Regions from separate parts of the Homo sapiens genome. Here regions 1 and 3 are each linked to region 2. The links are chromatin contacts, found by Hi-C or POLR2A ChIA-PET in ENCODE. All regions are on one chromosome and are shown on one strand. The core of a region is the stretch at or near the end of the contact, and the rest is flanking DNA. Distances in the headings are between cores, read along the strand shown.

The links. Hi-C counts contacts between places; a loop is a spot of excess contacts on that map. ChIA-PET counts read pairs that join two places held with the same protein, here RNA polymerase II (POLR2A). Pooled maps may share reads with other maps.
Region 1: a loop to region 2 is called in a pooled map, with 4 times the contacts of the local background. The contact joins two enhancer-like sites. A Hi-C loop is called at or near these places in 2 of 37 single-sample maps with no recorded cell type and 6 of 50 pooled maps. POLR2A ChIA-PET finds 5 or more read pairs at or near these places in 4 of 52 experiments (MCF 10A, OCI-LY7, RWPE1 and 1 more).
Region 3: a loop to region 2 is called in a map of Caco-2, with 4 times the contacts of the local background. The contact joins two enhancer-like sites. A Hi-C loop is called at or near these places in 6 of 168 maps with a recorded cell type or tissue (Caco-2, K562, Right ventricle myocardium inferior and 2 more) and 9 of 50 pooled maps. POLR2A ChIA-PET finds 5 or more read pairs at or near these places in 2 of 52 experiments (H1 and WTC11).

The regions. Positions count from the first base shown.
Region 1 is chr1:204,645,583-204,649,250 of GRCh38, forward strand. The region is part of intron 1 of LRRN2 (leucine rich repeat neuronal 2); the gene reads right to left. Among named protein-coding and RNA genes, the nearest start is that of LRRN2, 38 kb to the right of the region's middle. RefSeq lists an enhancer at 1,918-2,588. Within about 2 kb of position 2,074, at least 2 of the 41 ENCODE cell types and tissues checked have a DNase peak (open chromatin) inside an H3K27ac peak, as active enhancers do.
Region 2 is chr1:204,805,123-204,809,011 of GRCh38, forward strand. No RefSeq gene overlaps it. Among named protein-coding and RNA genes, the nearest start is that of NFASC, 22 kb to the right of the region's middle. Within about 2 kb of position 2,562, at least 2 of the 41 ENCODE cell types and tissues checked have a DNase peak (open chromatin) inside an H3K27ac peak, as active enhancers do.
Region 3 is chr1:204,961,223-204,964,846 of GRCh38, forward strand. The region is part of intron 8 of NFASC (neurofascin); the gene reads left to right. Among named protein-coding and RNA genes, the nearest start is that of CNTN2, 80 kb to the right of the region's middle. Within about 2 kb of position 1,754, at least 4 of the 41 ENCODE cell types and tissues checked have a DNase peak (open chromatin) inside an H3K27ac peak, as active enhancers do.

The DNA.
Region 1 (3,668 bases), core at 824-3,323, 160 kb before region 2:
ACTGATAAGGAAACTTCAGAATGGCTGTGTATTAGTCCATTCTCACACTGCTATGAAGAAATACCCAAGACTGGGTAATCTGAAAAGAAAAGAGGTTTAATTGACTCACAGTTCTGCATGGCTGGGGAGGCCTCAGGAAACTTACAATCATGGCAGAAGGAAAAGCAAGAACCTTCTTCACAGGGCGGCAGGACGGAGTGAGTGCAAGCAGGGGAAATGCCAGGTGCTTATAAAAACCATCAGATCTCATGAGATTTATTATCATGAGAAGGGCATGGGGGAAACCACGCCCATGATTCAATTACCACCACTTGGTCCCACCCTTGACATGTGGGGATTATAGGGATTACAATTCAAGGTGATATTTGGGTGGGGAGAGAGAGCCAAACCATATCACTATGTTAGCACAGTGATTTCTCTCAGTAACAACCCAGGGCCTTTAGAGACCTGTCATCCCACCATGCTTGGCTACTTGCAATACCTGGCCAAAGTCTCAACCCCCAAAAAATGGGAGGGGGACCGGAGGAAAAAGTGGTGGCAGGGGAGGAAGACCTCCATGGTGAGAAAAGATGGGGAGGGGGGACTCCAGACACAGGTGAAATGGGAGAAGGGGCGTGGACCAGGCTGCCTGGACTGAACCAGCCCATCTCATTAGGGACCTGACTGCCTGTATTTTAGATCAGAAATACTTGACCTGACAAAACTTGGGATTTATTTCCATGCTTTCTTGGGGTAGGCTGTGTGCGTGTGTGTGTTATTTTTCGTTTAGTTTTTAGTGAACGTTCTTTTCAAAAAAACTACTCTTGTTTGAGTTGAAATTATGGGGAAACAGGGATAGTAGGCACCTGGGTTACTACAACCCAGGAGCAGTGCAGCCCCTCAGGGATGGCAGCTACAGTGGCAGACTCTGGGAGAGCTGGGGGAGCTGGCAGGGAGGAGGGAGAAGTTACATCCGGGGAACAATGGCTGCCAAGGCTAGATTTTCTCCCTTCATGAGAACCTGGGAGCTGGGACTCAGGCAAGATTCATGGGCCAGTCCAAACTGAGATGTGCTGGACAAGTCAATGTCCACCAGCTTTCAAAGATTCAATATGAAAAAAGAATGTGAAATATCTCATTCATGAATTTGTTATTGATTGCATTTTGAAATAATGTTTTTGATATATTGGGTTAATATGTTACTAATTTCACCTGTTTCTTTTGACCTCTTTAATAGGGCTTGCATTATATTTCTATTGGACATATATCTCTATATTCTAACATAGACTGTGGATTAGAAAGACTTAGGTTCAAATCCCACCTCCACCACTTGCTCAAGGACACTTGGCAGGTGAGCCCAGCTACAGCCACCAAAGACAAGATGAGCCCAGCCATGGGGAAAGAGCAACTGGATTCCAAGCCAGGGTTCCGTCTCAACCCAGAAGCTTTTACCCACTTCTTGTAGGGATGGCAGAGCCTCCACGAGTGTGGCTGGCTTGACTTTTGCTGCAATAGGCAAGGGGGTGCCCAAGAACTTGGCCTGCAGTGACTGGGATTGCAAGATTCTGATTCCAGGAAAGGAAGCAAGGAGGTTAAAAAAAAAAAAAAAAGGCTAGAAAGTTAAGGAGAAAAGAAGGCCTTAAAGAGACTGGTCTGGCAGGGTTAATAGTTTCTTTCCTTCAATAGAGATTTCATGCCACATTGAATAAATAAAATACCACACAATTGCAAAAGATGCATTCCACAGTATATTAGATACCACCACACTGTTACCCACATCTGTCAGCTACTACCATCAGAGTGACTGATGACTTATCAAAAGCCACTCTGACATTTCCAAATGAGATATTTTGATAGAGGTGCCATTCAACAGGGCCAAAAAAGCAGATAGAACTTGAATGTAAATGAGGAACATTTGTCACCTTTGTCTCACCTATTTAAAGGTTTCTTGTCTGACAACAAGGAAAGGGAGAGAGGGAGTGAGGGGAGAGGAGGTGGAGGATGGGCAGGTAAGAAGGTAAGAGGGAAGGGGAGAGAGCACCAACTCCAAAAGAGCCCAAAGGAGAAGGGCTGGTCCCTGAGAGCAGTAGGAAGTGAAAGAGAAGCAAAGCCCAGATGGACGGCTCTGATTTTTATGCGGAGTCACTCTATGACTCAGCAGGAAGGAGCAGTATCAAGAACAAAGACCAGAGCTGTCCAAGGTGGCAGCCCCACATGAGGCCACTGGGTATTTGCAATGTGGCCAGTCCAAATGGAGATGTGCTGGACATGTAAATGTACACCAGCTTTCAAAGATTTAATATGAAAAAAGAATGTGAAACATCTCATTCATGAATTTGTTATTGATTGCATTTTGAAATATTTTTGCTATATTGGGTGAATATGTTATTAACTTCACCTGTTTCTTTTTGCCTTTTTAATGCAGCTTGCATTATATTTCTATTGAACATACATTTCTATATTCTGACAGACTGTGGATTAGAAAGACTTAGGTTCAAATCCCACCTCCACCACTTACTCAGGGACACTTGGAAGGTGAGCCCAGCTACAGCCACTGAAGACAAGATGGGCCAAACCATAGGGAAAGAGCACAGGGTTGGAACAGGATGGGCTGGGGTTGGCAGCATGTGTGGAAACAGACAGTGGGGAAAATGTGAAGAGGAAAATGTCAGAGAGGTGCAGCCAACTGCACCTTCCCACAGTGAGAGAGGGCCTGGGCAGGGTGCAGAAGAAGCTGTAACCTCTCCCAAGGCTGCCCTCACTACTGGGTACATCTCAATGCCAAATCCCAGCATGTCAAGAGTTGGAAGAAGCCTGAAAGAGAATCCAATCCAGGGACCCCAAGAAAATAGGCCCAGAGCCAGGAAATTCCTTCCATGTGCTTTCCACTGCTTCCCCCGCAGCACCTCCAGTTCGTATGTCCACTGAATTGAGGGATGGTATCCAAGAAGCAACCGCTGCATACCAACAATGAGGTCCTCTTGTATGGCCCTGAGAGTTTTATTCAAGGGAGGCTTCACCTGCATGGACTTGTTACCACACAGTTGGTCTTCTAGCCTCGCCCCCCCACCCAACCTACTTTTTGGTTAGGTTGGTTTGATTCATTCATCCATTTATACTCTGCAGCTGTGTGCTGAGAACCAGGCCATGAGCTAGGGATACAGAAATAAATAAGACCCATCCCTGCCCTCCAGGACCACACAGTCTAGTGGTTTTGAAATGTGGAGCTGTTCAGACCACAGCCCCCAACCCTTAAGGTGGTGACCTTCCCCACTTTACAGCTAACTGAGATTACCCAGTGGTGGTGGCAGGCCCAGACAGAGATGGCTCCTGACCAGAACAGAGGCCTTTCCACTAGCCGAGCTGCCTCCACTGGCACATGGAGGGAGAGGCAGCTGCGTGGCGCTGGGATGAGGTCAGGCCAGAGTCATCAGAAGTCAGGTGGATGCACCAAAGCCCAGACCCTGGCTTCAGAAAGTACACCAGGTGAAGGGATTTGTGGAAGGCCACAGAGCAAATCAGCATCAAAGCCAGGACAAGAACTCAGGGTTTCTGATTCCTAACTAAACTCTTCAACCAGTGGCGGCGACTCAAAGAGGTGAATGAGCACAGGGCCAGTCTGCAGCCAGGAGCTGCAGCTGACTCCCTTACCTGCTGCTGCTCAGGATGCAGGGTTGGTTCTCGCCTAA
Region 2 (3,889 bases), core at 1,312-3,811:
TAAGCTCCCTCCCAGCCTGACTCTTGGCCCACAGTTCCCTTCTCATGTTAAGCTGGTACCTGTCTCATGGGTTATCTTTCCAGATATTTCTAGGGATATAAAAGCTTATATTTTAATGCAAATAGCCACATACTACACATAGTGTTCTATATCTTGTTGGTTTTTTTAAAGAGATGGGGTCTTGCTATGTTGCTCAGACTGGAGTGCAGTGGCTATTCACAAGTGCAGTCATAGGACACTGTGGCCTCTAGCACTTGGCCTCAAGCAATCCTCCCATCTTGGCCTCCCCAGTAGCTTGGACTACAAGTATGTGCCACAACACCCAGCTTGTTGATCTTTTCCTTACTGATTGGTAGGAGCTTTTACTCATTAAAGGAACCATTTGTTCATGATGTTGCAAATATTTTCTCACTCTGTCATTCATGCTTTTACTTTTTTATGGTGGTTTTTGCTACCATAGTAGAAATGTATGATCTGAGCTTATCAGTTTTTTCTTTTATGACTTCAGGGCTTGAACCATACTTAGATTGTGCACACTTCAAGATTATAAAAATATGCTCCCAGATTTTCTTTTGATACTTGTATAGGTTCAATTTTATTTTAAAATATTTGATTAGTGATCTAGTACTAGTTTTTCTTTTTGACTTTTGCTTGTTTAAATTTTTTATTTAATCCTAAATTTATTTTTAATTATTATGGATACATAGTAGTTGCACATATTTAGAAGTAGTTTCAATTTTAGGAATGATTCTGCTTTTTTAAGTTACAATCTATCTTGGATTTCATCCTTACCATTTTATGAAAGTCATCTCATTCTTTTTCACTGTGTTAATAGTTACTCTATCACATGGACTTACTATAATTCATTAAGTGTGGTAACTCATGACTGTAATCTCAGCATTTAGGGAGGATCACTTGAGGCTAGGAGTTTGAGGTCAGCCTAGGCAACATTAAGACCCCCATCTCTAAAAAAAAATAAAAAATAAATTAGCCAGGAGTGGTGGCACATGCCTGTAGTCCCAGCTACTCAGGAGACTGAGGTAGGAGGATCACCTGAGCCCAGGAGTTTTTCAGTGACTTATGATTGTGCCACTGTGCTCCAACCTGAGCAAGAGTGAGACCCCACCTGTTTAAAATAAAAGGGGAATAAGGCTGGAAGCATCACACTATCTGACTATACTACAAACGTAAAATGCACTACAAAGCAATAGCAATCAAAACAGCATGGTACTTACTCGCAGAAAAACAGACACACAAAACAACAGAACAGAATAGAGAGACCAAGAATAAATCTATGCTCTTACAGCCAACTGATTTCCAACAAAGGCATCAAGAACACACATTGGGCAAAGGCCAATCTATCCAATAAAGGGTGCTGAGAAAACTGGATATTCATATGCAGAAAAATGAAACCAGACTCCCTATCTCTCACCATGTCCAAAAATCAAATAGAGACGGATTAAAAACCAATGTAAGGCCCGAAACTGTGAAACTACTGGAAGAAAATTGGGGAACCCCTTCATGACATTGGTCTGGGCAAGGATTTTTTGAATAAGACCAAAAAAGCACACGCAACAAAAGCAAAAACAGGCAAATAGGATTCCATTAAACTAACAAGCTTCTGCACAACAAAGGAAATGATCAGCAGAGTGAAGTGACGACCTACAGAATGGGAGAAAACATTCATATACTTCGCATCTGACAAGGGGTTAATATCCAGGACACACACGGAACTCAAAGAATTGTAAGTCTTAAACGATGGCTTTAAACAAATTTTGTGAAAATTTAACCATCAGGTCTGGTATAAGCCAGCTCCAGGACACCACTGGAAGGGTTCCTGTTTTGGAAGCTGGACTCTGTCCTCCTCTTGGAGCCCTCGGAGAGAGCAAGCGAGGCTGCTCTGTTCTGGAGGCTCCGTGCCCCTGAGGCCTTTGACCCCGTTACCCGCGTTCCTCCCCTTGAAGCCCGGTCCCGCTCTCCCAACACCAGTGTTCTGCTGCCCCCTAATGGCAGCTTCTGCCATCTGCGGCTGTCCGGGAGCTAGATCCACCGCAAAGTCCACCAGCTCCGCTCCAGGATCAGAGACCCCTGAGCAGGTTAAACAATCTTCCCCCTCCACTCCAGACTTTTGGAACCCAAGGACGGCCGGGTCAGAGTACCCAGGACCTCAAGCCCCGCTGCCCCTTGTCCATCCCAGAATCGTGGTTTCCCACTGCCCTCTGCAGTGCCGCGGCGAAGTGATGAGCCCGGCACTGTGGCGCCACCTAGTGCCTCTGCTGGGTCAGTGGCACCTGCACCTGCACTGCCAGCCCCCTGCTGGGAGAATTCCGACTCAAGAACTGTAGTTTGTTGTGTGTTGTTTTTGCTTTGGGGCTCACTGGGAAACTCTCACCAGTCACCTGCATTACAGCCTGGGGCTTCCTGTCACTGTAGAGCAGGTAAGAAGAGGAGGGAAAGAAAAGACCTCAGCAGCACAGCACCAGACCTTCCTCCACTTGGTGGGGCCTTCTGACCACGAATGGTGAATAGTCCAACTAACAACTAAAAGCTCCAGCTGGGAGGACCCTGGAGCTCCCCTGAGCCTGTGGCCTTCAAACGGTACTGACCAAGCCCATCAGTAAGCAGTGCATTTTACAACGCAACAGTCCAGGACACCCCTGCGTTGAAAGAACTCAGGAAGCAATACTTACCCTTAGTATGCATAGCGTATTTTGACACTTCCATTACTTTTGATTCTAAAAAAAAAAAAAAAACTTGCCACAACTTAATAACTGAATTCACAGTTCATTAATGGGTCACCACCTACAGTTTACAAAACAATAATCTAGCCCTCAGTTCACTGAGAAGAAACAGAGGACAAAGAACAAATTTGCCCAATAGCAAATTAGGGGCAGATTCAGATCTAGGATCTAGAATCCAGGTCTCTGATGCCCAGTCTCATCACTTCAAGGCCTCCTCTGGGCTCTGTACCAAGTTCCTTTTGCACTGAAGCACAGAGCTCTGTCTCTCTCTGTGGCCCAGATCTATATAGGGCAGACTGTCAGGATCTGACTGCAGGCCCCTTTGTGCCCTGGAAGTAAGGGGTTGTCAATTGCTGTTTCTCTTATAATGAACTTCTCCTGTTCTAGCACAAGGCGGCAGCAAAGAGAAGCAAATGGCCTTGATAGTTGGAAGGAAAAAGGAGAAAATAGGCTCTGGGCAGTTCCGGTAACCTAACAAGTAAATGAGTAGCGTTAGCGTTTTGCTTGAGATCAAAAGCCAAAGGGCGGTATTTTGTCAAAGACCTTTGGAACTTAATTTTAAAAGTTAAGGAGGGCCAGGCATGGTGGCTCACACCTGTAATCCCAGCACTTTGGGAGGCTGAGGCAGGGAGATTCCTTGAGTCCAGGAGTTTGAGACCAGCCTGACAACATAGCGAGATCTTGTCTCTACAAATAAAAAACAAAAAATTAGCTGGGTGTTGTGGTGCACATCTGTGGTTCCAGCTTCTTAAGAGGCTGAGGCACGAGGATCCCTTGAGCCCAGGAGGTTGAGGTTGCAGTGAGCTGTAATCATACCACTGCACTCTAGCCTGGGTGACAGAGCAAGACCCTGTCTCAAAATAAATAAAGGCTAAAGGGTGTTGGGAATACTCTAGTCTAAACAATACCTGATGCACTGTTTGTTGCAGGAGTGTTGATAAAAAAGAAATCCGTAATCTTCCTAGAGAGCATATGAATTTTATTTTAAAATTTTAAAATGTTCAAACCCACTGATCCAGAAATTCCACTAAAAGGAATATATAAAGTGCTAATTTTATCCATACAAAGTTGGTCACCACAACATTTGATATTTTTTTGACAGAAAGAGCTAAATAATATCTACATGGAATTAGTTTTAAATCTTGTGT
Region 3 (3,624 bases), core at 504-3,003, 160 kb after region 2:
TGCCCACGAGTTTGAATTACCTAACATTGGAACTGAAGCCACTGATCTTGCTCCATAAGGAATGTCTTCAATCCTGCATAGTCTAGAGAGCTTCGAACCTCCAGAACGTTCAGGAGGACTTTCCTAGTCTGAAATGTAGAACTCACAGCTTGCACTTTCTCCTGTCCCAAGCTCCAATTCTAAATTCTAAAGCCTGAACCTCAGGGATGTTCTCCCCACCTCACTGAACCTCTCCCGGCATCCTCACAAGGAGGGCTTTCTGCCAACAGAGACATCTCCAAGATCATAGTGGTGCCCACCTGGGCAGACTCCAGTGACACATGTTGCTGGGTGTGGCCAGGGCCCCTTGGCCCAACTCTTTTGGTCAATGACCTCCTCCCATTTACCACCAACCTCCTGCAGCTTAGCTTCTGCCCAGGCAGCACTTTGCTCTTCCCCGGAGCTCACTAACACTCCTTTCTCTTTAGCTGCTCCAAGAGCTAGCCTGACCCAGAGTCCTGGGAACTGAGGATTTTGATAAGAAGGAGTTGTTCAAAAGATGGCTACAGGACACCACTAATCCTTCTCTCATTTGTTTGAAAATATAGCAGGACCAATTAATTAAAGTTCAAACCTAATTTCTTTAATTTTAAAAAAACCATTACTGTATTATTGCCTTCTTTTGCAGGATTTAACCTTTTTTTCTCCTTTTGTGGGCTGTTTTGTGTTGCTTGTTCTTCACTGAGCGTATTGCCTTTCCAAATATGCCGTGTCTTTCCTTTGCAAAAGACCACTGCTGCCCTCCTCAGTTGTTTTTCTGGCTTTGCATTTGTTTTCTCTCCCCGTTTATGCCTCTGTGACTTCTCCGTGGCCTCCTGTTTGCTCACCCTCTTTTGTTTGTTACAGACCACCCTTATAATGACTCGTCCTTAAGAAACCACCCTGACATGTACAGTGGTGAGTCGCAGCGGTAACCTTGGGAGTAACCTTGCCTGTGCTAACCCCAGTTTGCCTAACTTGACTGATACCACGTCATTAACTCCTGCTGGGTGGCAGCTGGCCCAGCCAGGGTGCCAAGGTGACACCTCCAGAAGGCTGCCTGCCAGGAGGCAGTGTGGGGGTTTGAGGTGGCTCACCTGGTGGTGTGGTCTCCTCTAACAGGCATGCCTCAAGTTGCTGAATTCTCAACAAGTTGTTCAAACCAGGGTAGGACTTCAAAAGAACTTCTTGAAAAGCAGGAACTTTTACTGAAAAAGTAGAAGCTTAGGAATCAAGAATGGATGAAGGGAGACTATCTTAAAATAGGTGAGTTCCATAGTGAAGAGAAAACAGGAAGTCTGGTTCCTATTGGTAGTTGAAAGAACACAGAAAGCTTGTTAGTATGTTCAGTTAACTCTAGATAGGAATTGCCTGCTTTGTAATCTCACCTTAGTTACCGGGAGTACCATTTCACAGTGAGGTCCCGTGTCTCTTTAAAATCCATCTGGGCAATAGGAGTAAGAGTCCAGCTCTGAGTTCTCTTTCAAGATGAGTATAAATGAGGTGAAACCATCCACCGTACCCTCTCACCTAGGCCTCTCTCCTCCTTTGGTAGTATATGCAAATCAAATGCCCACCAGTCCACACTTGCGAGACATGGAACAATTACAATGAGGCATGGTTTTAACTCATGACACAGCTGGTTGCTCAGTCTGATTAATAGGGTAATTGGCTATTTCCACACCTGAGTTACCCCTCACCATGGCTCAAGAATGTCTTATTTTCCCTGAGCAGCCAGAGGCACCATCATTTGCTGGCTCTGGTGAGGCAGCTGGCCCCCATCATTAGTTATGCCTCAGAAGCTGAGGCTGCAGGTCCTCAAGGGACCTCACTGTGGGCTGAAACAGATAGGAAGTGTCTGCACTGTGATGTGCTAATACAAAGGATGATGAGTGACTGGAGAAGGGGATGGGATGAGGGAGCGCGAGCCAGGGAGAGAGGCAAAGGCTCTAACTTGGCACCAAGCAGCTAGAACCACACTGAGATCCTGCCAAAGAGATTCACTACCCAAGGAATCAGGGGACCTTTGTTGGATTCTAAGCATTGTTTGTTTTCAAGATAATGGGGCCAACTACTATTGTGTTAAGAGCCCCAGAGCCCTGGTATGGAATGGGCCTTGTTCTAAATCGGATTCCAGGTAATCTGTTATAGGAAGTATTCTGTAAGCCTGAGTGCATCAGAGCCAGAAGTTCCCTTAGAGACCATCTGGTCTAAGTTCCTCACTTTATGTAAGATAAGCCATACAGGGGAACGTACACATAGAGTTGTTTTATCAATGGAATAAGTTTGAGTGATTCCAGTCACTTAAACCAGTTTGTGACCATTGATCAAACTATTATTGCAAGAGAATGAGTGGGACTTATGAGATCCATCCAGGACTATGAAACAAGCAAAGCTTACAAGAGTTTACCTGGAGATTGACCCCTTGTCCTCAATCCAGGGTAGGACGGAGCTGACCCAAGTATGAAGCTGCTGGAAAGGATATAAAGTCAAAGGGAGACACATTTTGAACAAAAGACAACTAGGCTGATGCTTCTAGCAAGAAATCAAAGGGAAATGGAAGGAAGGAGGATGACTTCTTTCTGGAGTGCAGGCATCTGGACAGAGAGACTTGATGAAAAGTGCCCAGGGCATCTGTCTGTTTGGCTCTGAAATATGGCACGTCTCTTTTGTAGCAGGAGGGCCACCCCATACTTCTATTTTGTTTTAGTGATTTCTAGAGTGGATTGGTATCCTCTGAACACTGCTAGGTGCCCCCTGACCTGCTGAGTGGCAGGAGAATCTGGTCTGAGATTGTAACTTGCCGCTTAGGATTCAGCCAGGTGAGGAGACCAAGTGGTTAAGAGTGTGTGCTCTGAGGTAGACTGCCTTGAATTAAATCCAGGGTCCGGGACATACCATTGAGTGATGCTGAGTAAGTCATTTAGTGTCTCAGAACTTTAATGTTCTCATTTGCCAAATGGATGTATTACCTGTCTCATAGGATTGTTGTGAAGATTAAACAGGAGAATGTGCTTATGGTTCCTAGTATGTGTTGGGCACATTCTCGATACTTAACAAGTGTTACCCATTACTGGTTTTAAAGGGAATGGTTTAGTGTTGACTGTATCCTGGATAGTTCTTCTATGCTTCTGAAATTAAGAAGGACAGACAGAACTTAAAGAGAAGCCAAGGGGCAAAAAGCAGGTGCAATTATAGGAAGAAAGTACCATAGAGGGAGAAATTGTAGGGCAGACCAGAGAAACAAAAGCTGTTCAAATCCTCAGCTGTGCTGAGAACTGCATAAGAAGAAAAGCTCCAACTACTGCATATGAGGTTTGGGTTAAACTTACAGGAGAAATTTCCTGGTACTGAAAGGTATCAAATATTACTAGACAAAGAGTTTTTCCTATCTTCTGGGGTTGTTTGGTCAGCCATTCCTAGAGCAAGAGAGGTGAATGAGATGCCAAGAATCTGGCCCCATGAGTCTCTGGTTCTCAGTTCTGAGAATCGAAAGCAGCAAAGTGGTCTGGATGAGGGATACAGATGCCCCTAAAAGCTGTTTTTGGTAGAGGTCCTCAGATACGTCTGATTCATTGAACTTTCTTGTCCTGCTAACACATAGCA